7 separate regions of the Mus musculus genome follow, and regions 1, 2, 3, 4, 5 and 6 are each linked to region 7. Evidence: chromatin loops called from intact Hi-C (ENCODE). Cell type or tissue: heart. All regions are shown on one strand. Region 1 overlaps Sdcbp2 (syndecan binding protein (syntenin) 2). Region 2 has its middle 8.1 kb from the start of Rad21l. Region 3 overlaps Rspo4 (R-spondin 4). Region 4 overlaps Sdcbp2 (syndecan binding protein (syntenin) 2). Region 5 overlaps Vsx1 (visual system homeobox 1). Region 6 holds the start of Snph (syntaphilin). Region 7 holds the start of Nsfl1c (NSFL1 (p97) cofactor (p47)).

Region 1 (4,000 bases), 82 kb before region 7:
TCTTGGGTAGTTAAATATGAATTGTCAGGTCACAGACCTGCGCCTTTGAGATGATCACTCTATGGGACCAAATCCTTCAGCCTGATTTATGGTCCTAGCCAGGACCTGGCTCCTCTGTGTTCTCTTTCACATAGACTATCCTAGACTAAATCGTGTGGTGTGGCACTACCTCCACTCTCTGAAAGTATATAAAAATTTTTTTTTTCTGACACAGCCCCCCTACCCTGTTCTGTCTATAATGGCTGTCTTTCTGACTTTTAAGCTCTCTCTTTTAATGAAGTTCCTCTCTAAGTTTCAAAGGGAAACCTCTCCTGTCCTTAAAGGCCCCATTCATGTCTCTGATAGAAGTCATCATCTCTTCTTATGTTTTGCCCTGTCAAGACCTGATCATGGCTTCTGTGGTCTCAAGACTCTTTCCCCTAACAAAGTTTATTCCTGAAAGGTATTTTTGTGTCAGCTCCTTTCCTAGATCAGCCAAATCATCTCACTCACTCATGTACCCACTTGTAGCCCCTCTTATCTGACATGAACACATGAACAAAATCTGAAAATTTAAAAAGTCACTTCTAATTTGTACTGAAAAATATAAGTAGCATGGTCAGGACTCCTTCCTAGATGGGGTTGTACCTGCTTTCTTATGACTCAAGTACCCAACCAGCCCTTGGCTGATTTTTGTTGCCTGCCTGGCTGCTAGGATATCTGCAGTTCCTTGTCCTAGGCTAGCCTTTGGGGGCAGAAATGGGGATCCTAAGACAAGAATTTCCTAGGGGCAGGAAGCATATGATTCTAATCTCCTTTTAGAGCAACTTCAGGAAAAGACCCCTTCATCTGGGGTCTGCCCTACCATGTACACCCTCCTGGAGACTTTTAACCTTGAAATAACACTCAGCAGTTACCATCTACCAAATTATACTTTGCCACCAGTATGCACTATGCGGATGCGAACCTAAGAGCCACCTGTATCCTTTTTTTCCAACAGTACAGCAAAGGAGCAGATGCGTTTTGCCCTCTGGGAGAAAACAGGCTCAGAGACCCACTTCCTGGAACACTTTCATCACTGCTTTAGCAAGAAATGGTACAAATTCTTTTTACTGAAAACTGCTGTCCTTCCCCTCACTAAAAGGCATCCTTGCCTGGGCAGTAACTCAAGATGAATCCCAAACCGTCTCTTTCCTTTAAAAAAATGAAAGCACGTGGGTCAGACACCGCACTCTTCATGCACCGAATACCCGGGAGAGACTCAATTGTCCAGGGCCTAGCCTCTGTACGCCCCTACGTCACGCTCTTCCACGACCCCAAGCTGCCTTCACTTCCCTATCCAAGGATTCAGAACTTAGCCGGAAGCTGCGTCTCCGCTTGTAGTCTATAACGCCTGCGCAGAAATCCTGCTTAGCTACTGCGTGTGGTGCCCCTGACGCATGTGCACCAAGTCTACTTGCGTGCGGGCGCGCGCGGGGTTTCGGGATGGGGCCTGTGTTCCCAGGATGCCCCACGGCTGCGGAGTCACCTTGACAGCTTTTTTTCTCCCGGGAATTGCAGAATGTGCCTGCGCCGGGCTTCAGACTTTCCAAAGAGACCCGCAATGCAGTGGAATATGCGACCGGAAGGCCAGCCTGCCTCTGCAGCCCTCCTCATGCATTCCTAAAAAAACTTAGAGGCCGCGGTTCTTCCGAAGGCCCCTTGGGGCTCTATGCTCGTCAGACCATTTGATTTACAATGGGTGGGAGAAGAAAGCAAGAGTCGACACCCCGCCCCGCTGCTCGTTCTGAAAAGGAGATCCCCTCTCCCTTTGATTTAGAAGCGCTTTCAAGTCCCTAGGTGGTTGCTTCTGGTGCCTTGCTCTCAGGATTGTGGCCTGGCGCCAACTTTTGACCTGCCCTAGTTGAAGATGCAGACGCACCAACCACCAGAGTTAGAACCATTGGGCGTCTGCTGCCTAGGGAAGTGGACTTGCCCGAGGGTATCACTTCCTACTTAAACCAATCACCCTCTCAGGCATTGGTATGCAGGTGAAAAGCTAGAAAATCAAGGAAACCTCCAAGACTTGCCCGTGGCCATGAAGGATGGAACGTTTAAGCCAGTGAGAGTAGAGTGTGCTATTCTGAATAGGGAGGCGTGGGCATAAATTCCCTTTTGGATATTTATTACTTTCAGGTGACTACCTTGAAATGTTCCCAAATCTTGATAGCAGCCCCACCAAATACTCTTATGAACTGAGCCAGAAATCAGGGACTTACCCTCAGACCCTGCCTTTACCTGTTGGTGACATCATAATTAATCTCAGATTTCAGCATGACTTTAAACATTTCATGACTGACCCCTGGTGGACATGTCGTTCTTACCCCCATTTACTCATGCATTCCCTTCATTTCAAATAGCTTGCTGATTTTAAAACTCAGCTTGCTAATCCATGCCTTCATGCCGTGGCAGAGCTGTTCCCTCTGCCTTAAATGCCATCCACAGTTCACGTGGTGAATTGGTCAGTTCTAAGCCTGCCCCTAAACCCTACACCCACACAAACCCCAAGGATCTTCGGATTCACTGGTCATTATTCATTCCACACGTATTTAGGAAGTCCATACTCCGAGCCAGGCCTTCCCTTTTGCATTACCTAGGCTGAAATTCCACCATGCTATGTTGGTTTGCTGGCCATCCTTACTAGCCAGTGTGAATCACTAGTGCCAAGCCCTGTGTCTCCATAGAGTAACAGGAGAAAAGCAGACACAGGGCAGAGAATCCCGAAAACCTAGTGTGTAGGTAGCTATTTCCTCCGAATTGAAACAACGTTCCCTCCTGGGAGGGAGTGGGAGGCCTTTGAGACTCAAGAACCTAAGGAAGCATAAAAGACTCTGAGCGCAGAGAGCTGATTCACAGAGCCCTCCCCAGGCTTATGTAAGCAGTGCACAGTTGCGAGGGGAGAGGAGGTTCTTCTCTCTGGGGTTGTCACCAATGCTGGGGGGAACTGCCTGCATCACCTAGGCTCCTTTAATCCTACTAAACTCCTTGGTTTACCACAGTGAGCATGGACTAGTTTATTTTAGTTCAGCAGTTCTCAACCTGTGGGTTACAACCCCTTTGGGGTTGAATAATCCTTTCACAGGGGTTGCCTAAGACCATCAGAACATCATGATTCACAACAGTAACACATTTACGGTTATGAAGTAGTAACAAAAAAAAAAAAATTTACGGTTGGGGTGGTCACCAGAACATGAGGAAAACTGTATTAAATGTCACAGCATTAGGAAGGTTGAGAGCCACTGTTTTAGTTGGTGTGCCATTGGTTCTTTGAGGTGAATAGGTGTTTGTACACATCTCCCCAGAAATGTCATCTGACACCTTGATAAACATTTTCCCACTTACCACCTGTAGAAAGCCTCTTAAAGAAAAACTAGGTGTAGGGAGGGAAACTCCAGCCCTAGTGAGATACACAGAAAGTAGTGTGACAGCGCAAGAGCTTGCTCAGTTCCTGCAGGTAGCTGACTCTCGGAAGGGACTTGCTCCCAAGGACTTCCCTCCCCTCACTATCGTTCGATCTCCATCCCAGAGCTTTCTATACATCTTCGTATTGTAAGCAATAACAACACAGTATATCAGCAGTCAGGCCCTGGGGAATCAGCAGGGCTGGAAAGGGGCCCATTAGCCCCCATCTTTGAACTTACAGAATAAGAACACTTTGTTCCAAACTGCTGGAACTCTGGGACTCCCACTTGTTCCTGTGGACAACTCATCTATCCTTCAGAAAACAGAAGCGTGGGTTAATGTGATGGAGTAATAGCTTCTGTAAGGCCAAATTAGCCCAGGGATCTGGTGAATCGGCAAGGAGGAGGCTGTTGCTAAGCCACAAGCATGTACCTCCTCCTTCCAGGGCTATACTGTGCCAGAGGGAACGGGACTCAGGAAATTCTGTTCTCCCAGTGAAGGTCCAGGGGAGGCAGAACAGAAGCCAGGCTTTAGAGAGGCTCAACCTACTGCTTGCCTCTGACTATGAGAGCAAAGAATG
Region 2 (4,000 bases), 180 kb before region 7:
GGCCAACTCTGAGCTACTTAGTAAGCACTGGGGAGATGTGACTCAGTGGCTTAGCACTTGTCTCGGTTGTGTGTGGCTGAATTTGATCCTTAGCATCTCAAAAGGAAAAAAAAAAACTATTTTCACATGCTTGATCCTGACTACAGAGATGGTTGTTGTCTTAGGGTTTTATTGCTGTGAAGAGACACCACGAACAATGGAACTCTTATAAAGAAGAACATTTAATTGGAGCTGGCTGACAGTTTCAGAGGCTTGGTCCATTATCAATGTGGCAGGAAACATAGCAGTGTGCAGGAAGACAAGGTGCTGGAGAAAGAGCTAAAAGTTCCACATCCTGATTTGTAGGTAGCAGGGAGAGAGTACGAGCCATCCTGAGCGCAGCTTGAACGCGTAAGACTTCACAGCCTGCTCCCACAGTGATGCACTTCCTCCAATAAGGGACACCTTCTAATAGTTCTACTCCTTATGGGCCAAGCATTCAAACACATGAATCTATGGGGGTCATTCCTATTCAAACCACCACAGTTGTTAAGCTAATTTTTAATTTAATTCCAACCCTACCATTTCTTGTATGTCTCTGTGTGTATATTTATGTGTGTGATATCCACCTCAGCTTTTGAGACAGTGTCTCTCAATGAGCTTGGAGCTTCCAGCTGACTAGCAAGTGATCTCCAGGGATCCTCCAATCTCTTCTCCCTTCAATGGGATTATAGGTGCATACCACATCGTCTAGCTTAAAAGAAAAAAAAAAAAAAACCTGTGTGTTCCTGCGTCTGTTTCTATTGGCCACGGAGCTATGGGGGTGGTGTTCAGGTGACCACAGAGGGATCTGGATCCCTGTTGTGTGACAAAACTTTTTCTGGGGAGACACAAGAGAAATGTCTACTCACCCCAGATAGGGAACTGACAATAGACTTAAAGTACTGATACCACCAGAGTCCAATTTGGTGAACCAATGGCTTTTATTGGGGTTGTTTAGAGGAACATGGCTAAAGGGTGACTTAAAATAAATGACTCAAAGACAACTGTATCATCAATACTCAACCCAGCATGTGTGACAACTCACAAATCTGGGAACGTGGAAAACACTGCACAGCCTGCAGACAGCTCAGCCGACTGGAGTGTCCTTTCCAGGTGCTTCCGTTGCGCTCACCTCTTCCAAGCAGTTCAGCGGGTTTCTGTTTTTTTCCAGGCAGCTGGTCTGGTGTCGAAAGTCTTCTGGACAGCTCAGCTTCCTTTTGTCTCAGATGGATTCTCAACTTTTATTGTTCACTCTTACAGGGAGGAGACCAGTAAGTCTTGTCAGTTTTAGGAACTTCCTGAAGCTATTTTGAGTTGTTTACCTTTCTGTTTAAGGAGCTTCCTGCAGACTGGAATGTTTTAATCTTGGAGGAAATTGTTACACAATTCCCTTAAAGCTGGAGTGGGTGGCAGTTGTGAGGTGCTTGACCTGTGGAACCAAGCTCTGAGTCTTCTGGAATAGCAAACACACTTTTAACCACCAAGACATCTCTCTAGCCCTCCTGTTTTTCACACTGATGCTTGAGATGAGAACTCAGGTTCATGCTTGTGTGGCAAGTACTTTATGGGCAGAGCATCTCTGCCATCCCCTCATTTTTTACATTTTGTTCTTTGGGCTTCATTCACCTTATCTCCCCATATATAAAAAGAGAATAATAATAGCACTATTATTGCACAAATGAAGTGGAGCCATTCATATATAGCATGTCATACAGCACTCCACCCTGGAAAGACAGATCATTGGCAACTTACTCTTCTTGCTGTGGGGTGAATACTAACCTGTGAAACAAACGGACAAGCTTGCTAATAGCCATCATCAAAAGACATACCTGCCTGGCTATACAAAGGAGAAAGAACAGTGCTCCCCCGACCACCATGTCTAGTGACACTGCTGCTACCTTATGCCTGTTCCAGTTTCCCATAGGTAACTCACAGACAAACATAAATAAATAAATAAATAAATAAATAAATAAATAAATAAATAAAATGAAATAAAAAAACCCTGCCATCCCCACTTTCACACTTATCTTGGAGATCGACCCAGAGCTCTGCAGCTGCTCCTCTGAAAGATTTTTTTTTCTGGTCCAAGACCCTCCACCTAAAACTGGTGTTTAATTCTGATGCAAGGTCAGAACAAACAGACTGAGCCCCAGTGGTAGAAACAGCATCCTGAGCACTGGTTGCAGAAGGCTGGGAATTGATTCCATCCAGATCAGCCAGTGAGCACCAGAGGGAGCACTTAGATCATGATCTTAGAAAGGAAAAGGCAGGGCTTTGTCCACTAAAGCAGCAAAAGCAGGTATGCAGAGTCACCCCCGTCTGACACCCAGGGTGACAGTGTGATCAGATGCTAACAACTCAGGTACAGGAAGAAGAGCCATTCAATACATGAAACCCACAGTGGCTTGAGGCAGCAAGGCGGGGCTAATGCTAGGCTAATGATAAATGATCAGGTTGGTTCTGGTCTTGAGCCATCCATGACACCTGACCAAGCATGTATTCTTATGTATAAACTGCCCAAAACTTCAGATGGTAGCAACAATCATTTTATGCATAGTCACTTTGGCTGCTGTAAACCATCTCCCCTGGGTCTGGGAGTTGCCTGGGCTTTACCCACTGGGTCTCCCTTTGAGGGTGTCGGATGCCCTGGAACTGGAATTATAGATGGTGGAGCTGGTGATAAAACTCAGATCCTCTGCAAGAGCTACAAGTGCTCTTAACAACTAAGCCAGACACACGTCCAGCCCAAGTAATACAGTTTTCCTATGTTTCTCATTGCTCTTCTGTAAAGTGGAGATATTAAAAGAAATGACCTCACAGGGCTCTTGAGCAAAAGCAGTGTATTGGCACATTCCTGGCACACAGAAAGAACTCAGTGTATCTTGTCGTAATTAATAATAATGGGGGCCAAGGAGATTCGCCAGTTAATACAGTGCTTTCCATGCAAAAATGGGGGCACAAGTTCAATCCCATCACCCACATAAAAATCTAGGTGCATTGGTAGACACCGTATCCTGATGAGGTGGAGAAAGAGGATCTCTTGAGGCTTGCTGGCCAGCAAGTCTTGCTGAACCAGCAAGATCCAGGTTCAATGAGATACAGTCTCAAAAAAAGTAAAGTGAGAAATTGAAGAAGACACACACATACACTAATGACCGCTACCTTTTCTTTTATATTTATTTTATCGGGGGCAGAGTACATGTATGTTACAACACTCATGTGGGGGGTCAGAGGACAACTTGCAAGAGTCAATTCTTTTCTTTAATGATGTGGGTTCCAGGGATGGAACTCAAGTTGTCAGGCTTTGTGGCAACGGCTTTTATCCACCGAGCCACCCTTTGACCTTGACAGTTACAACTTTGGAGTTAGGATGATTACAGTGTTTGAAGGTACAGTCTTACTGCCTATCTTCAAGTCCCAGTTCTGCCATTTACTAATCGTGTGCTCTTAGGCAGGTCATTAAACACCCTGTCCCTCAGTTTACTTGTCTGTAGAACAAGGCTAACACTGCCTGTCCCTTAGGGTTGAGGTGAGGAGTAAATGAAGTAGTAGGACACAAAGCATTCACACCAGTGCCTGCCACCTAAGAAGGATTGCATCAGCATCATACAAAGCTACTCATTGTCATCTTCAGTCATCCACTCTATCTTCCAGTGCCATGTACAGCAATGCGATATGTAATGATATGATTGAACGGAACCCAATCAACATCTCTGCAAGACTGATTTTACAGCCCCATTTTATGAGTGAAGAAGCTAACAGGTGACACTAAATTTCAGTTCCAACTCCTGTCTAAACAGAGCTCTTGTCATGCTCCTGAGGTTCTCATTAGAACACTGTGGACAGTCATGCCATGGGACAGAGGAGGCGGGGGTATCAGGAAAGCCAGGCTCCTGCCCTTTCCTACTGCTAGCATCTGGAGCAAAGCAGCCTTCAGCAACTGTAAATGACACCCTAGGATGATGCTGCTGGAGCCAGA
Region 3 (4,000 bases), 370 kb before region 7:
GCCAAGAAACTCTTGCATATCCATGCCAAGACCCTGACAGAGATGTTTACTGCAGGGTGGCTTAATAGCACATAGTCACAAAAGAGAACCCGCTGTGGGAAGAACTGATAAACACGCGGGGAGGTAGTCATATCCCACAGCCGTACACCACACACATAGCACGGCCCGTGATAAATGGCTGAGGCAGAGTTAGTTATCATTGTGGACGCAGCTCAAAGCCAGCACGGAGGAAAAAGAGCAAGCTGTGTGGTGAGTCATATAGAAGACACCATCTGTATCAAGTTCAACAGCAGAACCATGATTTGTAGCACTGGCTATACAAGAGGCATTCGAGGAATGAGACATATAAGGGGTGCATGCACGCCTAATTTGGGATGGGGGCACCTCTGGGGCAGAGGTGGTGAGGAGCTGGGAAAGAAGTGAGACGTCACTCATATTTATCATATTTGATTTGAAGCAATCGTGGACATGGAGAGATGGGGTCAAAGTAGCTGATGAGGGTGGTGGGTGGGAAGATGCCTCGGTCAGTGAAGAGCCTGCCACGAAGGCAGGAGGAAGTTCTGATTTTCAGCAGCCATACAAAAAGCCAGCAGTGTACGGTGTGGTTGTCATCCCGATGCCAGGGAAGCAGAGACATGGACTTGCCAGCCAGGCAGTTTAGCCAAGTTAGAGAGCTCTGGAATCTCCAAGAGACTCTGAAAACAAACAAAGCAGAGAGTGACTGAGGAAGACACTCAGTGTTGACCTCTGGCTCCCACATGCTCATACGCACAGGTGCACAGAAACACAAGAATACATATATACACCTGAATGTTTATTATATTCCTTTTTAATTTTTATTATAGACTTGAAACAGTTTGGGACAAAATGCACTTAAAGAAAAAAGAATTTAACTTCTCTGGTGCACCGGAGTAGGGAGTACTACAGTTTTAAAAAGATCATTGTTTTGTGTGTATGACTGTTTTGCCTGTAGGTACGTTGATGCACCACGTCTAGTGTTCACTGAGGTCAGGAGAGAGCATTGAGTTCCCTGGGACTACAGTCAACAGATATTTGTGAACCTGCCACGTGGGTGCTGGGTATTGAACCAGAGTCCCCTAAAGCAGTGGCCAATGATCTTCACCACGGAGCCATCTCTCTAGTTTCATGGGGATATAGTCACTTTTCCCCATTTCCTCCAGATCCCCTCTCCAGCCCCTCAACTTTAGGCAGTAGGTAGGGAAGGAAACATATTCAGGAGAAGGGGGTTTGGGAGCAGTGGAGACCCAGCCTCAGGCCCCGGGCCAGTCACTTCCCTCATTTGCTCCCTTGTTCTCAGGAAGGGACTGCTGAGTTATAACAGATTTGTCTAGGAAATGTCATTCGCCAGGTCCCCTTGCACTGTTAAGTGGTCACATGTCTAACCCTGGTCAGTGAGATGGGCATGTATGTCATGGGCCAAGAAGGGCCCACATGACTCTTCTCTCCTCTGTCTTCCTCTGTTAGAGTTGCAGTTTCAATGGCAGGAGCCTTGGCAGATCCCTGTGGCAGAGGGATCTTGAGAAAGACACAAGTACACTCATCACATGAACCCAGGGCTTTAACCAGAGGAGGAGAAAATCTCACACACCTTACCAAGGTCATTGGCCTTGCCAAACAGCAAGACTTATGATGTTGGGCAGGTCAGCAACGCGGTGTTATTGGCAATGAGGGTGCTCGCTCTGTGCTAGGCACCACGGAAGCCTGTGGAACTGAGCTGAGACCCCAGTGATAAAGGGCAAGGGGCCCTCAACTGACACAAAAGTGTTGCCATGGAAACTTAGACAAACTGCAATTACATCCTGTCACCGGAGTGCAAAGCTGGTTTTCCTTGCAAACAGAATTTGTGGGCTGAGATACCTTGCAATGGGGGTTTTGCCATTTTCTAGCTGAGGAAACCCAGGAATTGCTCAGGATAATACAGAGTCAGGAGGCAGAGACCTCCCACTATTGTCCCCTCCTCACCCCAACCCAGAGTGCCAGTGCAGGGCTTGTCTGTGACCAGCAGCAGGAGATGAAGCCATGGCCTGGCTTCCATCGGATTCAACATAGCAGGAGTGGCAGGCACCACAAAAATAAAGTCTGAGAAGACAAAAGTACCAGGAGGCCTGTGCGAAGCAAAATTGTTCCCAATGCCAGAAGAGCTTACAGATCTCTCAGCCTGACACCTGCAGTTTCCCTGGAGACCCTGAGACTACAAGGGGCAGGGACTTCTTCAAGGGCAAAACAAAGTTCTAAACCTAAGGAAACCCCTACTAGAGCCGAAGCACCCCTTGGAAGACACTGAGAGAACATGCTGAAGGCAAAAGACCCAGCAATCTGCTAGAGTGCCCTCTAGTGTCTCTATACTGTTATGGCATCTTTTGAATTTTCATAATTAGACTTTAATCGCATCTTTATCATTAGACAGAACAATGGTGTCCCCTCAAGGTCATAGGCATAGAAACACCAGTGCTCACCTTATGAACGAAAAGCCAAGACTCCTGGAGTTTGGACAGTGCTGCTCCAGAAAGATCCAAGCACAATGGTTCTTGAACTTGACTGTATCAAAGTTAAGTGGTTGGTTTGGGTCCAAGTCTGAAGTGAGCACACTGGGCATTTCCCATTTCACAGTGTCTTCCTTGCTACAGTTTCCTTTCCCTGAGCAAAGGAGCTGCCCACCAGGCACATGCTGTCTGGTCCTGGCTTGGTCCTGGTTCAGCCGGGCCAGTTAAGACAAACCTTTGGAAAGCGACCTTGGATGAGTGCTGGTGTTTGGGACTGTGCTCGGTAGCTAAGGACAGTGGCAGGTCGGGTGGTGCAAGGGTCTTCCCCAAGGAAAAGTGGCCACTGGTGGGCCCTGGCAACTTTTCTAGCAAATGCTAGCCCTCAAAACACCTGACTTTTGGGGCACACGTGGAGCCATCTACACTCTGGCTTGAGCAGATAGATCCACCATATGCCCCTGATCTTAGCGACCACTGGTCCAGATCGAGGCCTGTGCCCCAACAGAAACCATCTCGGAGTTTTCCTTTTCCTTAACTCACTAGGGGTGTGTGTTGTTTTTGTGTGTATGTGTGTTGTATTTTGTATATTGTATGTGAGTGTATGTCTTGTTTGTGTGGTGTGGTATATGGTATGTGGTATGTGTGTGTGTGGTGTAGTGTATGTGATATTTCATGCATGTTTTCTTTTCTGCTCTTTGGACCTATGCAGCTGTGGATGATGGAGGCTGGCGAGTGCTGCACAAACCAAGAACCTTCTGAGAGTGAAGAGCACACAGTGGCAGAGCCAGGAGCTACATCTGAGTTGGAAAGGGAGCCTCCATCACCTGGCCTGCCCCACCACAGAGGCCCTGTGCACTCTCCTCATTTCTCAAGGCATTTTGAGTTAGCTTTTCTGTCACTTACAACCAAATGACTTCTGACTAATACAGAAGCAGAGAGAGAAAGAGAAATAAACAAATGAGACGCAGAGAGAGAGAGAGAGAGAGAGAGGAGCATTAGCCAGGAATCTCACAAGCTCCAAAAGGCAGCAAGACTTCTAAGGGCCGTCCAGGCCCTCCCGGGGCTTGGCTTCCTTATGGCTCTGAAGAAAAGCACTTTTCCACTCTCGCTAATGCTTCTCTGTCAGCCTGTAATCAGAAAAGACCTAGCTCGATAGACAGCAAAAAGACCCTGGTGGGTAACTAGGCTTCTGCAAGACAGAGGGGCCTGCAGTACCACCTGCTCCACTGCCCTCCATGGCACTCTGGGAAAACCCTGGGTCCTTCTTCATGTCAGGTGAATCTTGGCCTGAAACCCTACCCTACCCTGGATCAGACACAAGCTTATAAATACGCACATTTGGGCTCTAATTGCAACCTCATGGGCTTTTTTGGAGCATCAGAGTCAACCCCATGTGATCCCCCTGAACAACCGTCTCTCACAATCGAGACTGGGCTTTCCCAGTGGAAATGCCAGTTGACCCCACAGGTATGGCTCCGCCTCATGCCAGCAGCTGA
Region 4 (4,000 bases), 92 kb before region 7:
GCCTTTTGCTTGGTCACAGAGAACTGGGAGAGGATGCACGAGGAGGGATCCAGACACAGGAAGAATTTCCCGAACACAGCAGCACAAGCCACCAGAAGAAGTCTCCACAGAAGGTGAGGGGAGACTGCCCCCAAGGAAGCAGACACACAATAGAAGTGGCTTGGGGCCTCTATGGAATGAGATGCCACCACCCACCCATGCACACATGGGGTAGAGCAGCTCAGCCACTGTAGAGCGGCATGAGATCAGGACTGAGTCACTTCATCTGTTCATGGCTCAGACCACACAACTCATCACTGCCTGTTCCCAGAAGACACCCATCTTTCCAGATCTATAGCATGTGCTTAAAGCCATGTGCACCAGCTCGCTTTGTCAAGATATAACTCGTCTGCCCTCGCTGAAGAGTAAGCCAAGGTCAGAAATGGATTTCTAAGTCAGTATTCTAAAGGAAGCCCCATTACGGAATGTAATCAGCATCCAAAGGGAAGTGCCACATGGAAAAGGAGGCGGAGGAAGAGGAGGAAGAGGAGGGAGAGGAAGAGGAGGAAGAGGAGGGAGAGGAAGAGGAGGAGGGGAGAGGAGGAGCAGGGAGGAGGAGGAGGAAGAGTCTTTGTGACCAGGAACAACCTGGGTGCCCATGTACCCACACATTACAACACTCCTCTGGTACACCCTGTGTGTTAGGAAGGAAGGAATTCTTACTAGGCATCTACTCCTTCTGATTAACGTCACACACAAAGTCATACTAAAGCCCTCATCAGCCTTAGGAGAGGAAGTTGAGGCTCTGGCAGGTTTCCCAGACTATGCAGACAGGAGCTGTCCCACATTCATCATCTCCACGACGACCACATTTCCTGACAGGGCTACACCACCACCTACCTTTAGCCCAATGACGTTCTGTCCGTTCACCTCACACACATAGTGGTTGGTTAGAAGTCCATTGCGGGCGGCGGAGCTTCCCTTTACCACAGACACGATCTTCCCCTTTTTGATGGAAAAGCCAACTTGCCCTGAGCTGTCTTTGTGCATGGTGACAGTCCTCTGGAATGGCCTGGTGGAGAGTGACAGTAAGCTGGGTTTGCAGGTGTGGCTGGGCTAGGCAGGGAGGATGCTGGGACCTGGATACCCACCTGTCCCGAATAACCATGACAATCTTCTCCGCTGATGCCTTCTTCAACACCTTGTGAGCTTTGTGTGTGTTCCACCCAGCACAGTCACAGCCATCAATTTGCAGGATCTGGTCCCCAAAGCGCAAACCCACAAGGGATGCAGGGGTGTTGGCCTGGACCAGCTGCACAAAGAGCCCCTGGGAAGCAGGAACCCAGAGTTAGAACCTCTGGCTGCCTGAGCCCAGGCCCCTCCTCTAAGATGTTCTTTCCCCATATCCTGTGAGCTTACAGTGTAGTGGGACCTAAGATACACAGCTACCCCTATTTTCCTGAAGGAGGAAACACACCAGACCACACAGAGTGAGCTGAATCAGAATGTCAGCATCCTGATCTGTTCTCCTACACTGCCCTTCTCAAAGATGTCTGGCTGGGTTTCTCTACAGTCATCAGGAAGCCATACACACGGGAGTTATGGCACAGGAAAATGGGGTAGGGGGTGAGAGACTCTTGAGTGGCTGGAGCCTTGTACGGGGCTAATTCCTTCTGCAACAAGGCACAGCCTCAAGGCCTCAGATATTAAGGTGCCTTCTTAGAATCTTCCTTGCTATAAACAGAGGCTCTCTGAGCCCTGGGAGGGGAGGCCCCTATATACTATGCTATCTCAGGCTGCTGGGTGACTGTCCCAAAGAGGAACTTGTATTCCTAGGGCTGTGACAAGGCTATCCAGCACCAGAGGAGCACACTCTCCTCCAAAGGGTCCTCCTCAGACATTGCTTACCTTGTCAACAGCCTGCAGGCGAAGTCCAGTCTTGCCACGTTCATCCTTGCACAGGTGGATCTCTCGCACGCCAGGCTTGATCTCTGCACGCAGTATACCCAGGTTGTTCCCAGATACTGGAGCTACCACCTGGCCAGGTCCAGGGCTAGTGACCACCATCTGCAGATACAGTAGTGGGAGTGTGTGTGTGTGTGTGGGGGGGGGGGTGTTTCAGCCAGGCACCTGGGGCCCATGCCTCAAGGGTCTCTGAGTTATAGGTAGGGATGAGTAAAGAGGACCAAACAGTCCCTGCATTCCCCTCTCACACACTTTGCAGAGGCTGAGAGAAAACGGAGCTCAGTGACACCACTAGAGAGCACCAAAATCCACATCCCTAAGCATGAGTGGAGGGTGAGAGGAAGCTGGGTTCAGGAAGGGGTCACTGTATCTTCGAAAGGAAATTAATATCAAAAAAAGATGCCGTTAAATTTCACTTTAAAAAAAAAGACAATTGCACAGTAAATAGTGAGTTGTCAAAGATGACAGGGCTAGTTTTGACTTTGTCTTGGACAAAATAATTTGAACCCAAAATAAAAACTAAAAAAACGACCCCTCCTATAGATATCCAGAGGATTTCCAGTCTCACCAGACACAGGACTATACAATCTGGCCAGTGCACTGAATCAAGAAAACAGAAAAGATCACACAGGACGGGAAGATACCGTTGCTCCTGGTGATAGATACCGTGATCGTCCACTAGTATGGCTGCAGAAATCTAAAACTCCCAGCCATAAGTTAAATACAAACACTCATCAAGATCTAGAACTCAGTGTCAGAATACGGAAATCAACTGAGCGGGGACAGGGACATTCAGCTGTAGTCATAGCTGCCAAGGAGGCTGACGTAAGAGGGTCACTCAAACCCAGCAGTTAGAAGTCAGCCTGGGCAACAGACTCAACTATTCATCTACACCTGATCACCCTCCCCCAAAAAAGCAGAAAAAATGAGCTATGTGTGACTCTAACAAGACACGTGCAGAGACTGTATACCAAAGGTGACGAAAATCTAGGATGCAGAAACATGAACAAAGACCTAAGCAAACAGTTTCCTGTGTGCGCACACTGGAAGATCTAGCAAAGCAGCCAATGCCTGTGACACAGACACAGCACATTTCTATAAAAGCTCTACAGCTGTCTACCAATCACATATACGGTGCACATACATACAGAGAAAACAATCATATATGTAAAAATAAAACAAATCTTTTTCAAAGACAACCAAGGAGAGGGGTTGTTTAATTTCAGCACTTGGAAGGCAGAAGCAGGCAGATTTCTATGACTTTGAAGCCATTTGGGTTTACATACCCAGTACCAGGCTAGCCAAGGCTACAACAGTGAGACACTGTCTTAAAAAAAAAAAAAAAGTAGCAATCATAATTTAGGATGAGTGCATCTGCTCCTAATTACTGGTATAAAGAATGGCTGGGTTGACATGCATGTATATATGTGTACACACACACACACACACACACACACACACCTTTTAAAATGGCAAGACCAAAAGGTAGGATATTTAGTGGCAAGAGACAAATACCTACATTGTCACTATCTGGAATCTGAGTCAGGTTCTTCTGAACTTCTTGGCTAGAGAGGGACAGTCCCATATAACTTTCCAGTTCTGCCAGGTTTGGATACAACTCTGATGGTAAGGAAGAAACAAGGTGTCACTCGGGTATGCAGAGCCACCCTGGCTGGCTCAGGGCCTCTCTTTTTCCATGAAGTTAGGGAAATTCGCCAAGGCTACTCTGATCCCCTGAGTATGTCCTGTGCTCCGGGAATGCTTGCAGGTGGCCTGGGCCAGCTCTGACGAGGCTTGAAGCACCTTTGTCTCAGAGCAGCCTCAGACTATGTGTATATATAGACCCTCCTATACTACTGAGGGACTCAGCTCAACTGCTTTGGCACCCGTTGGACAATTAACACAAAGCCAGAGCAGGTTTGAGACCACTAGGGACCACAGGCCATGGTAGGGTAAGGGGGGGGACAGCTCAGGGAGCCAGCAGAGCCCTGACAAGAAGAGGGACCATGGGCCCTAGTTTAAGCTTCTCTCACAGGACTGACCCGCGGTTGCTATG
Region 5 (4,000 bases), 810 kb after region 7:
CCTCCACAGTAGCTGGACCACAGTTTTGTGCCACTGTGATCCCGCAGCTAAAACTGTGTTAAATATGTAAGAAAAGCACTATAGCTCAGTGTGCTGGTATTTGGGAGGCTGGGCCAGAGGACCTCAAGTTCCAGGTTAGCCTTTGCTACAGAGTGAGATTTTTTTTTCCTCCCAAGACAGGACCTCACTATAGAGCTCCGGTTGTCTTAGAACTCACTGTGTACCAGGCTGGCCTCTGCTTGGCCTTTGCTTCTTAAGTGCTGCGATCAAAGGCCTGGCCATGAGATCTTGTTTTTTAAAAAAAAAAAAAAAACAAATAAAATAAAAATCACTATTCACAACTAAAATAACCAGTATGTTCATTAATTTGTTTTAAAACTCTTCAGAACTTGGGCTGGGGAGCTGGTGGTTTAGAGGACTCACTGCTCTTTCAGGGGACCTGGGTTCAGCTCTCAGCACTCACATGAAAGCTCACAACTACCTGTAACTCCACTGTGGGTGATACAATGCCCTCTTTCTGCTTTTGTGGGACCTGGGAATGTGTGAAGGGTACAGACTTATAAGCAGACCAAATACCCCCATACTAGAACAAAATAAAATAATAACAAAATTCAAACCCATACGCTTTTATTAGGGAAAAAAATCTACAAATGGCACTTTTTTCCCCTTAGGTAATGCATACCACTAGCACTAAATCAGCAAAAGCACAAAATATTAAAGATCATTAAGCAAGGAATCCATAGAGCATTGTACTACAATATGGCTGTGGATCGATGGTTAAGCCACACCTGAATTCTTAAAAGTTCAACAAAGCATTTTAATGGTACAGACATTGCTCTGGTACACAGAAAAAAGGTAAGAAGATTTCTAACGCTAACATCATCCTAATTCTAGAACCCCCAAAGTCGATACACCCACCTCCCAGCTCTATTTAGCGCCATAAATGGAAGTGTGAAATGTGCAAATAATTCTCAGTGTTTACAACCCAACAGAAGGCCAGACATGCTCTTTGTATGCCGGTCTACACCAAGCACACAAAGGTATTTTTTTAATATTACACATAACCTGGCAATGCTAAGGTATTTTGATGTTATGAAGGAAACTGCTTACACATTTATTAGCATCTCAGACTGTACAAGAAGGTTATATTGATAGATATTGAAAACACTGAAGAGGAAGGAGCTGAGGAGACCGCTTAATGGATAAAATGTTTGCTGTGCAAGCATGAGGTCTGAGGTTTGGATCCCCAGAATCCATGGAAATGCTAGACAGGCATGGTGGTCTGCCTGTAATCCAACCCAGGAGGCAGAAGTGAGGGACCACCAGGGCAAGCTGGCTAGTTAGAGCAGCCATAATTGGTGATCGGTAGCTTCAGTGAGAGGCCCTGCCTCAATAAATAAGTGGGGAACAATAGAGGAAGATGCCTAACATTAATTTTAAGTCTGTGCCTACACATACACACACACACACTACATACACACACACTACATACACACACACTACATACATACATATGTCCATGGGAACCTCCCTTACAGGTGCACTCCCACACATGTAAGTGCATAGACAGGAACTCACACCACACAAAGGTATCCACAGAAGAAAGGCACTCAGTAAATGAAACATCAGGCTCCTAGAAACTTCATATGAAACCAGGTGTGGTGGTGCACAGCTATATTTCTGACAGCCAGGAGGTCGAGGGAGGAGGGTTGGGAGCTCAATGGGTGGCTTCTCACAGTAACAGAAAGTAACTGATCCAACACAGTTGTCTTCATAGACCTGGCACACACCCTCCCACACAGCTCAGTCCCTTCGAGATGACTTATCACACCTAACACGGTGTAAATGCCAGGTAGATGGCTGAAGGGTGTGTCATCTAGGAAATGATAAGGGGAATGAATTCATGTTCACTTACCTATGGGCTTTAGAAATATTTCTGATTTATGGTTGAGGGGATCAATCTACAGACAGGGAACAAAATAGTACAGAGAAAGAACGAGAAAGAAGGCAGGCCATGAATAAAGAGCAGGAGATGAGGGGAACGTCTCTAATCTAGCTGAAGCTTTCACTAATTTCTAAACAAAATTAAGTGACGGTACTGAGTTCTAGTCCTTGGGTAACTGAAATCTCATGCAAACCAAAAGCATCGAAAGTCTTCATGGGTTTCTCTCTCACTCATGAAAGCTGGTCTTGAAACGCTGATTTAGGCTAGAGTTCGTGAGCCTTCCAGTTTTCAAACTTTAGTTCCCACCTTTGTTATTTTGTTGACAAAACAAGAACCACACTTCTGACAAACAGGCAGGTAAAATCTGGTATGGAGGGCAGCTCCTCTCAAGGACCACTGCCTTGGCTGAAGAAACAGATATTCTCAAATTTCTATGGCGTTTACTGGTCCTCAAGTTTACAAGTTCACCCTGGGGGAAAAAAGCTTTAGGACCCGGTTTATCACAAATGGCACAATGGCGCCACCTACTGGCAGGTACTGCAAACATGCATCCACTCTGTCCATTGCAAAGCCATAGATAACTATTTGCATTAGAGAAATTTTCTGTCCTTTTTCTACCCAGCCCTCCCAGTTGCCCTCAACACCACCAGTCTTGTTTTTCCTCTCTGTTCCCTGATCTCTGAACAGGCTTTGAAATGTTTTAGTTTCCAAGTGTGGCCCATCTTGATTTTATTCGGTCTCACATTGACATTTCAGGATTTCTCTTTCATTCCCTTCCAACAAAGACCCTCTATTCTTTGTTGGAAAAAGAAGTGAGCTTCTTGTTAGCATTGACCTCTCTCTGCTTCCAGACTGCAGACAAAATGTGACGTGTTGCTTCACACTCTGGCTGTCAAGCCTTCCCCAGCATGATGGACCTTGCCCTCAAACTATGAGCCAAAACCAAACCCTTCTTTCTTTAAGATTTTTTGTTTGCTCGTTTTTTACAGGCATTGATCACAGAAACAAGAAAAGTATCCAACAGTGGTCATTTCAACAGATGTTGGTTGTTATCCATAGTTACTGTGTTGTGCAGTGGACCTATTGTTACTACAGCGTCAACTTAGTCATTTACTTTTATCAGCATGTGTGTGTCTGTTTATGTGTGTGTGTGTGTGTGTGTTTCTATATGTGTCTCTGTGGGTATATGTATGTGTGTCTCTGTGTGTGTCTGTGTGTATGTGTCACTGTGTGTGTCTGTCTCTTTGTGTATATGTGTGTGTGTCTCTGTGTGTGTCTGTCTCTGTGTCTCTGTATATGTGTGTGTCTGTCTCTGTCTGTATATGTGTGTGTGTCTGTATCTCTGTGTGTATATGTGTGTCTGTTTCTGTATCTCTGTGTGTATATGTGTGTCTGTCTCTGTGTCTCTGTGTGTATATGTTTATGTGTCTGTGTCTCTGTGTATATGTGTGTGTGTCTCTGTGTGCATATATGTGTGTGTCTATCTGTGTGTCTCTGTGTATGTCTGTGTGTATATGTTTGTGTGTCTGTCTGTGTCTCTCTGTGTGCATATGTGTGTGTGTCTGTGTGTGTGTGTCTGTATGTCTGTCTGTGTCTCTCTGTGTGTATATGTGTGTCTGTCTGTGTGTGTGTCTGTCTATGTGTCTCTGTGTGTGCACGCTTTGCGTTTCCTGCCATGCTTAGTTTCTTAGTTAACATCTATGTTTTCCTCTTTCCATCATTCAGTTTCCTCCATTTCCCCCTCTGCTAGATTAGAAGTTATACATTCTGTATTACATGTGGCTGGTCTCACATAACTATTAAATGTAGATTAGAACTCCTCAAATAGTGAAAGGATTCTAGGAAGTTGCCTCTGACCTGTCACCTTTTGTGCTCCTGTTGCCCAGGATTTTGTCTGTATCTTGTTTTTCTTAGCCCCATGGCCATAACAGACATTTCCTGTCACTAACACTTGTTTATATTCACCCACTGGTGAGACACTGAAAGTATGTCTCATAGGTACTCTGTAGAGGTGAAACTGTCCTATATATAAGATACATCTATGTTTCTAAGGTT
Region 6 (4,000 bases), 140 kb before region 7:
TCTTTTTTCAGTTACAGATAATTAAAACAGCAAAACTCAGACATAAATGCATGAGGGAGGGCATTGCTGGGGAGGTGGCTCAGCCACTCCAGTGCCTTCCAGTGAGCATGGGAATCTAAACAGCCAGGTAAAGAAGCCAGGCAGGGCCACACTAGTGTAGTGAATCAGGGAGTGAGCTCCAGCCAGGCTCATTGAGAGACCTTGTCTCAAAAACGAAAGTGGTGAGTGGTTTTAAAAAGGACCTCTGGTGTACATACATATACCCACCCATCCACACAACCTCTGGTGTGCACACACACCCACACACATACAAGCTCCGGGGTACACACCTACACCCACACAAACACACGTTTATGTGTACATACAGCAAGAACAAGCGACTGAAGGAAGAGGAGGTCGGTGCGCTCTGTAGGTTGACTGGAAAAGGTCTATTACTTTTCTCAGGACCTTGACCAAATCTCTGACAGAAGGAAACTTTAAAAGGGAAGGACTATTTTGGCTGTAGTTTGAGGGAAATATAGTTTATCATGTCAGAGGAGACATGGCAGAAAGCTTATGGTCGCGTTGTGTCCTCAGTCAGGAAGCAAAGCGATGAATGTTCCTACGCAATGAGTTTTCTCTTTTCACCCTATCCAGTCCGGGCCCTAGCTCACGTCCAAAGTGGGCCTTTCTTCTTTCCTTAGGGAAATCTCTTTGCAAACACCCTCACAGACATATTCAAACATATGTTTCCGAGTCGACTGTAAATTCAGTCAAGTTGACAATGGCAGATGACCTCCCTGAGATAGCAGTGTCTGAGCAGAGACTTTGAGGAGTCCAAGGAGCAAACTGGACGTCTCGGTTGTTCCAAACCCATGAACTAGCAAATAAAAGCTGGGGGTAGAGGCCCAGCAAGGAAGAATTTAAGAGCAAAAGAGCAAAATGAGTGGCGGGCAAAGTCATGTGAGAGGACACCAGCGAGTTGAGCTAGAATAAGAGCAAGACAGCAAGGTGAAAACTTCCCAGAAGGTAGTGAGCAAAGGCCCAGCTGACCAGAAAGGGCTGCTTCAAGAAGGGAGCCCCTTCCTACTGCACCCAGTGGGGCAGGCAAGAAACCAGGCCAGCAAGTTAACTTATGGCGGCCAGAAATGGGAGCGCTAGAAATCCAGCTTCCTGGACTTTGTGGTCCCTTGAGCCCTTTGATGTCAGGTAAAAGGCAGGAGACAAACCCACAATAAGGATTAATTCGCTTTTTATTGCCCAACTTTCCAGCTTACTGTTTTAATACTGCAAAGGATAACATTTCTTAAATACCTTCGGGATTTTAAGATTTTTTTTTTTTTTTTAAGGCAAGAGCTGTTCGCATTAAATAACTCCTGACATTCACAAATTGGTTTAGGGGGTCAAAAATGTTTCTAAAGGCGTCCAGATAATACTACTACTTAATGTGTGCCAAGGGGTGAGATACTGAGGCCCAGAAGCTGAAGGGATAGATACCCTTTGAAGTCCTTCCCATCCCCCACCTCTGAGCAACAGCTAGTTGGAGGTAATAAAGGACCCCATGCATGCTTGTTGATGTCTTGGCTCCAGGGCTCTCAGAGCGAAACCAACTATCTCTTTAAGAAGGAAAGTGAAGACGGGAGGCTTACGCAGCTGCCGGCGAGCTGCCGACTGGCTCATCCCCCTCCATCCACCTCTCCTTCCCCGCCCTCCACCTCTCCCTCCCCGCAGCCCCAGCCCCAGCAAGCACCCGCTAGCCACCTTCAGCTGGGGCTCGGGAGAGCAATCCGGCTGCCCTCCTGGGGGCAGCCCAAACCATGGAAGCCTTCGCAGGTGATGACAAGGACCCCGGGGACCTCCGGGCCCACCGCCCAGCCTCACCCGCCGCACCCAGGAGTGCAACTGCGGGGGTGCGGGGCGCCGGCCAAGCACAGGAGCTGCCCTAGCCCGCGGCGGGCAGCGTGTCCTCCGAGCTTGCGGGCTGCGGCCACCGGCGCTCACCCGCCTCTGTCTCTCTCTTCCCCACCGCCGCAGGTTGCTGATCACCGCCAGGCGGCTGCTGCAGCGACTGCAGAGGCGCTGCGCCAAGCGGCGCGGGAGTCGTGCGAGCCGGCCGGACTGCGGAGGGCGAGTGGACCCAGGTGAGGAGGCCACGGCGGAGCGGGAGGGGGCCTCCGTGGCTCCGCGGCCGCCAGGGTCAGTTTGAGACCGCTTGCGGTGGCGCGATCCCGCAGAGGTACCAGGCGAGGAGGGGATTAACGTGACTCATCCCTAGCCTCCCTCCATTCCCCCACATCCTCGTAAGCACCCCTCTCCCTAGCGTGAAATTTACTAATTAATTAGAGGATGCTGTTTTCAGTAGGGAAGACGCCCAAGGTCTTTGACATCTAGTAGATGGGTTTTAGGGAACTAACCCCTCGCCCTTCTTGTTTGTTTTTCTCTTCTGGCATTCTGCAAACATGTGAGCTTCTCTTTGGAACCGCACAGCACACCCACCACAAGGTCAAGTGCCTGTGACTGCCTTCCTATCTTGCCCACTGATAAACATCAGAGCCTTACAGTAGATCTGGCAGAATTTCCCATGATCCCTAGAGTGAGAAATTTGCCTCAGTCTCCCTGGAGCTTCCAGGGTATCTGTTGTTTTCTCTTTCCACTCCCTAGCAGGGAGCCAGACGGCTTGCAACACCTGCCAGCCTCTAAACTCCCCACATTCCCTTGCTTCAACGCTGCAGGGGTGGCGAGGCTGGTCACATGCTGCTTGTTGCCTTGGCCTTCTCTGCCCACCTGGGGGTACTTGGGTGGGCTGGAGGAGTTTCCCAGAAAATGCTGGTCTCTGCAAGTCAAGGGGTGTAAGGAAGTGAGATAGGCTGAGGTTCTGGGCCTTAACTTGCTGGTTGGCTCCAAGTAGCCATCTTACTATTTTCTGGGGTGTGGGTGTCTGTTTGCTTGTCTGTTCAGTGCAGAGGCTGGGCTAGATGATCCGTACAATTTTAATATATCACTTGAGTGTGGCTTCAATAACTCTGGAGACTTGTCCATTAAAACCATTTAAGGTTCGGACCTTGAAATAATTGAGGTCCCCTTGGCCATTCTCTTTTGACTCTGGACTTCCTGAGTGGAATGTTGACCTTCTGGGTCTCACAACACTGGAAGCATCAGAGGATTCTATGGTAATATCCCTGCCCTGACAAGTTACTTACCTTCCCTCATTTGTGAACCTGGGAGATGGTACCGGCCTCAGAGTTCTAAGGGTGAGATGAGATTCATATGAAAGCTCTTGAGATAACGGCTTGACACACACAGTAGGTTTTCAAGGATTCAGAATTTGAAGGCAAATTAGGAGAGAGAGGAGTTCATGTTTGCCCCACCAGACTCTTCCAGAGCAACCAGAAGATGAGAACATTTCCGTCGCAAGAGCTAAGACAGTTCTAGCAAATGACAGTTGCCTGCAGTCATGTATAATCCAGCCATGAGCTTGGAAGACCCTGTCATCCATAGGTGGCATCCCATGGGAACAGAAGCACATGAGTCTTGAGTGCTGGCAGAGAGCAGGAGCCAGGATCACAGATCTCAATCTTTGCCTTCCCTGCACAATCTCTTCTGAGACCGAAGCAAGAGAGTCAAGTTCTGGGGCCCACATTTCCTATTCTCTGTTTCCTTCCTTCTTGTCATTTTCAGCCGACTGACCAGCCATCCTGTCTAGCTCTAGTTTATTCCAGCAACATAAAGGAGGCTCCCAACAGCGTGGGGTGGAGTTTTTGCCGCAGCACCAGTTAGGTCAAAAGAGTGGGATGCCCCCTCCCATCCCTTCTGTCCTAAATCCCTGCTGGACTGTGAGCTCCCTCTGGCAGAGGCCCAGTCTTTGCTTCTCTGTCTCCAGCCTCTGGCCCATGACAAGGCATAAAGTAGGTGCTTAATAAGTGTTGAGTTAAATACATTTGAGAAAATGATACCTCCAAACAAGCTATGTTGGGAAAACAAAAAACAAAAAACAAAAAACAAAAAACCTGTGGTGAGTTGG
Region 7 (4,000 bases):
AGTCACCTTAGCTTTACACATGTGAAAGCCCTTCATATGAGTCCTTTGGTCATTTGTGACTGTCGCCAACTCAATGAGAAGGCATTGATTTATCACACATTCTCCACACAAAGAGAGAAGACAGAACAATGAAGTCCCACGGAGATGGAGGAGGCACCTCCTGTCTAAAAGGTAACCAACTGTCTAGGAGGAAATGAGCTGTCATGGGACAATCAGTCTGAAGGTATTCTTCATGTAGTATAACCAGCTTCTGGGAAGTCATGTGCCATCGTAGGAGTTGTACTAAACTGACATTTAGAGAACCTGCATTCAAGTCCTGGCACTGCTAGTCAAGTTACCACACAGGTAAGAGCCTCAGTTCGGATGATCTACTGGGATAGAAGCTTTTCTCTTATGTATTTCCACTCAGCACAGAGGCTTCACAGCGCCTTTAAGAGCATCTTTCTGTTTGTTATGTTTTTGAAAGAGGGACTATTTACTCCTGGAACTATGTAGATCAGGCTGGTCTCGAACTCAGAGATCTTCTGCCTCCAGAGTGCTGAAAGAGTTAAAGGAATAAAGATCCCTAATGTTTGGGAAGCTAAATATTACAGTCAGTAGACATGGTTACATCAGAAAGCTCACACAGTGAGCACATTCGGTGTCCCTTTGAGGGTCCAATTCCTTATCCATAAGATAGGGTTAGTCTTTACCTGTTTAATTAGTAGTTAGCTCTTCAGCAAGTTATTTATCCTCCAAGTCTCAGCTGCAATGTGAGACATGTAAATGAGACATTCTGTAATGCTGAACAGTGCCTGGCTTGTTGTAGGTACTCAAGAAATATTAGTCATCGTCATCTACCTAAGATGTAGGCTGGCCAAGGACATTTATGCAATCAATTCTTTCTAACATTAATTACTGTGTTTCTGAGCAATAAGAGATGGGTGTTGCTCTAGGGATCAGAAGTGTGCAACATTTTATGCCTGGTGGAGCTTTGCCTTCTAAATTAATTCCTTAGTGACTATTTACTACATGCCAGTGAACAAGACAGTAAGTCCTAAGAAATTCCCATTTTACAGTTAACTACGAAATGTGCAGAGACCCCAAACGTGCGCCACAATCCCACAGGTAGTTTCTCCCTGCAATTAGGCAAGAGTGGGGCGTGGGCTGATGCCTTGCAGGGTTTCCCCCACCAGCACAGCATCCTTGCAGAAGCGGAATCGGAAGGCCACCGCGACCTCGGTGGGGCTCCATCTGGAAGCAGGGCACTCGATTCCACCCGGCCACCCGCAGGCACTCGCCGTGGCAGCCACGCCCCCAGGCGACGACTCCACGCGGACTGCGGCAGCGCCCAAAGTCTCGCCAACACTGCGAGCCCGCAGGAAAACAGAGGCCCTGCAAAGCAGGGCCCGCCCGCCTCCATGAACTTCCAAGCCAGGCCGGTGACGCGTGGCAAGCGACCCCAGGCACCATGAGGCCTGGGCCAGGCAGGGCCCAGCCCCGCAGGGATGACTGTGCGCTTCGGCCGCGTAGGGATCGCAGAGCCGACGCCGCACTCCGTATTCCCCAGCCCGTCCGAAGCGGCCCGCCTCGCGGCGCTACCTGCAGGTCCCAGCCAGCCGACTCCAGGAAGAAACGGGCCCTGTCCTCCTCAGTGCCAGTCACCGCCACGAACTCCCTCAACGCGTCCTGCCGCTCCTCCGCCATCTTCGCCCCGTGCACTTCCCAAACCGCTCCGGCGGACACTGCAACAGCCCGAACCCCAGGTCTGCGTTCCGCCCGCCGTTCTACCGCGTCCAGCCGCTGGGCGCCTGCTCGTAGGCTCCGCCCAATGCGGTGCCACAGGAAAAGCCCTCCGTGTGGGAAACCTAGCCGCCTCGCGCCCTCTGGTGGCCCCTATGTGAGCCTCACCTTAATGGCTGAAGTAGAAGGTCGATGGAAGTGAGTAGGGAGGGGCTGGTTTTCCCACAGGATGAAGTAGTCCCGAAATCAGATCCTGGAAATTACTCATGGTCTCATCCCTTTATTTCGTTAATTATTTATTTGCACATTAATTTCCTTCTTGAAGCATTACGCTGTCTATGGCTTGATGCTCTTCCAAGGGCTGTGGAAATAACAGAGATAAAACAAAGTATCCTGTCTTCTTGTTGCTTATGTCCTTTGACCCTAACAGTTCTAACCGATGCTCACATCCCCATGGTTTCCTATCTTAAACTAGTATAAGTCTCAGCCTGCCACTTTCCACAGCATCTAGCAAATCACCATTGCATTGCCACTGGCAGGCTGGCCCAGGACAAGGAGACTCAGAGCAGAGGTAAGATGGACATGTGTCACCTACAGAGAAAGTTTAGAGCTCTCTCTCCAACAGTGCTGCCCCTCAAGTGAAAGTGGGGACAAGTGAAGCTGGGAGCCTCCTAAGTCCATCTATTTATCCCTCATTTTCAAGGTTAAACTGTTACCATCCTACAATCTGCTAAGTTGGTGACCAGCAATTATTCTACCAGAACTTATTGAGTGTTCAGTGAGGTTCCTGTCAGCTGATTATATGCTTTGTTTTTCTCCTCTTCTTCCTATGCCTGACTCAGAGCCACATTCACTGTGCATGAAGCCACTACTAATGAATGTGTGAATGAATGAATAAGTGAATGGATGAAATAACACATGGATCAGACAATGAGGATCTCACAGGGAGTGGTCTATGCAAGAGCCCCTTTCAGTCTTTTTGTTCCACAGAGTCATACTATGAGAATGAAGAGCAGGAAGTAGCTCTGCCAGGGGCATCTCCAACTTCTAAGCCAGCCTCGGGCATGGCTGCAAACGCGACAGCACTGGATTGGTGTGAATACCGTCCTTTGGTATAACTGCAGATCAGTCCCACTGTAACCAACTGAAAAGGCCCACAGAGGCCATTTGGAACCTAACACATTGCAGAGAAGCAGTAAGGAGAACCCTATCTGCTTTTGATGCTGGTCCGATTCATAGTCAGCCCTCTGCCCAGCCTGACAGCTATCAAGAAGACTATAGGAATAATTGTGGGTGCAGGGCATTAGGGTTCCCTTAGCCTGCTGAAGGTGCTGTGTTCACATTATTATCTATTTCATCATAAAATAAACCTCTGCTAGGTAGAGGTTAGTATTCCCATTTTACAGGTAAAGACAGAAACCAGAGGTTCAGTAGGACCACACCTAATGAAAAGTACAACCTGGGCCTTGCCGTCCCAGCTTCTCAGGTGCCTGAGACTGAAAGAGTGACCTTGCAGAGCATATTTAAAGTCAGTCTGGGAAACAAAACTAAACCTGGTGAGAAAGTGAATCCATGCTAAAAGGCAGAGGATGCAGCCCAGTGCCAGAGGCCTTGCCTGTCATGGGAGAGGCTATAGTTTCAATCCCAGTTTTAAACAAATGTCCTAGCCTGGAAGTTTGGAGAAAGACTGACCAAGCCTCTATCTTCGCTGTCTCTCTACATATACACAGCATCACCCACAGCTCCACCTGTGGTCAAGTTCTGGTTTCAATTTAAAGCTGACTTTCTTGTCATTCAGGTATGAAATGTACCCAGAACCTATAGCTTCCAGTTAGTCCATTCCACATGTTCTCCCAAATATCCAGGGCACTCCACACAATACTCATGGCTTCCAGACTAACACACACACACACACACACACACACACACACACACACACACTCCACCACTACCACCACCACCACCACCACCACCACCAGAACAACAACATTACTCCAGGATAACATACACATATATCACCATCATCACCATCACCATCATCATCATCATCACCACCACCTATGGCGTCCATGGCACTCTACTCCTCGAATAGCCCAGCTTAAGTGCACATTATGCTTTTCAGATTTCCAAACCCACACCATCCCTATTTCAGTACTCTCATTCCAGGTCAGTTTGCACTTACTGGCTATTTGCTACCTTGCTGGAAGGAGGTTCTGGGCATCACAGACAGACCGGGAGGGTTTGTTTTAAAAGTTTGCATATCTCTCTTCTGTGAAAG

The links. A loop is a pair of places that touch in the nucleus more often than their neighbours do. Peaks named below come from ENCODE experiments on the same cell type or tissue, not always from the same donor. Only the 100,000 strongest peaks of a DNase experiment are listed, where the experiment ranks them.
Region 1: it touches region 7 in a loop (4-fold over the local background); 8 of 42 quality-filtered maps call a loop at or near these places.
Region 2: it touches region 7 in a loop (4-fold over the local background); 22 of 42 quality-filtered maps call a loop at or near these places.
Region 3: it touches region 7 in a loop (4-fold over the local background); 7 of 42 quality-filtered maps call a loop at or near these places.
Region 4: it touches region 7 in a loop (3-fold over the local background); 8 of 42 quality-filtered maps call a loop at or near these places.
Region 5: a loop joins it to region 7, with 7 times the contacts of the local background. A loop is called at or near these places in 4 of 42 quality-filtered maps.
Region 6: it touches region 7 in a loop (3.0-fold over the local background); 2 of 42 quality-filtered maps call a loop at or near these places.

What each region holds. Positions count from the first base shown.
Region 1 is chr2:151,573,630-151,577,629 of GRCm38, reverse strand. The region is part of intron 1 of Sdcbp2 (syndecan binding protein (syntenin) 2); the gene reads right to left. Among named protein-coding and RNA genes, the nearest start is that of Sdcbp2, 3.0 kb to the right of the region's middle. In heart, a CTCF peak has its summit at 2,326 (motif pointing left); DNase peaks (open chromatin) are centred at 1,409 and 1,799; H3K4me3 peaks cover 1,361 bases; H3K27ac peaks cover 1,451 bases; H3K27me3 peaks cover 1,017 bases.
Region 2 is chr2:151,674,669-151,678,668 of GRCm38, reverse strand. No RefSeq gene overlaps it. Among named protein-coding and RNA genes, the nearest start is that of Rad21l, 8.1 kb to the right of the region's middle. In heart, a CTCF peak has its summit at 2,248 (motif pointing right); no DNase peak of the experiment used is centred here; H3K27me3 peaks cover 605 bases.
Region 3 is chr2:151,860,795-151,864,794 of GRCm38, reverse strand. The region is part of intron 1 of Rspo4 (R-spondin 4); the gene reads right to left. Among named protein-coding and RNA genes, the nearest start is that of Rspo4, 20 kb to the right of the region's middle. In heart, a CTCF peak has its summit at 2,356 (motif pointing left); no DNase peak of the experiment used is centred here.
Region 4 is chr2:151,584,373-151,588,372 of GRCm38, reverse strand. It overlaps Sdcbp2 (syndecan binding protein (syntenin) 2), which reads right to left. Exons shown (of 9, transcript NM_145535.2): 4 at 3,464-3,564; 5 at 1,888-2,046; 6 at 1,131-1,306; 7 at 880-1,051. Among named protein-coding and RNA genes, the nearest start is that of Sdcbp2, 14 kb to the right of the region's middle. In heart, a CTCF peak has its summit at 2,243 (motif pointing right); no DNase peak of the experiment used is centred here.
Region 5 is chr2:150,677,049-150,681,048 of GRCm38, reverse strand. Vsx1 (visual system homeobox 1) reads left to right here. Exons shown (of 5, transcript NM_054068.2): 5 at 1-347. Among named protein-coding and RNA genes, the nearest start is that of Vsx1, 10 kb to the left of the region's middle. In heart, a CTCF peak has its summit at 2,476 (motif pointing left); no DNase peak of the experiment used is centred here.
Region 6 is chr2:151,630,268-151,634,267 of GRCm38, reverse strand. Snph (syntaphilin) reads left to right here and starts at 1,675. Exons shown (of 6, transcript NM_198214.3): 1 at 1,675-1,812; 2 at 2,014-2,120. In heart, CTCF peaks have their summits at 1,819 (motif pointing right) and 2,018; a DNase peak (open chromatin) is centred at 1,687; H3K4me3 peaks cover 1,365 bases; H3K27ac peaks cover 675 bases; H3K27me3 peaks cover 3,720 bases.
Region 7 is chr2:151,491,994-151,495,993 of GRCm38, reverse strand. It overlaps Nsfl1c (NSFL1 (p97) cofactor (p47)), which reads right to left and starts at 1,812. Exons shown (of 10, transcript NM_198326.3): 1 at 1,582-1,812. The coding sequence starts at 1,686. In heart, a CTCF peak has its summit at 1,849 (motif pointing left); a DNase peak (open chromatin) is centred at 1,773; H3K4me3 peaks cover 1,330 bases; H3K27ac peaks cover 720 bases.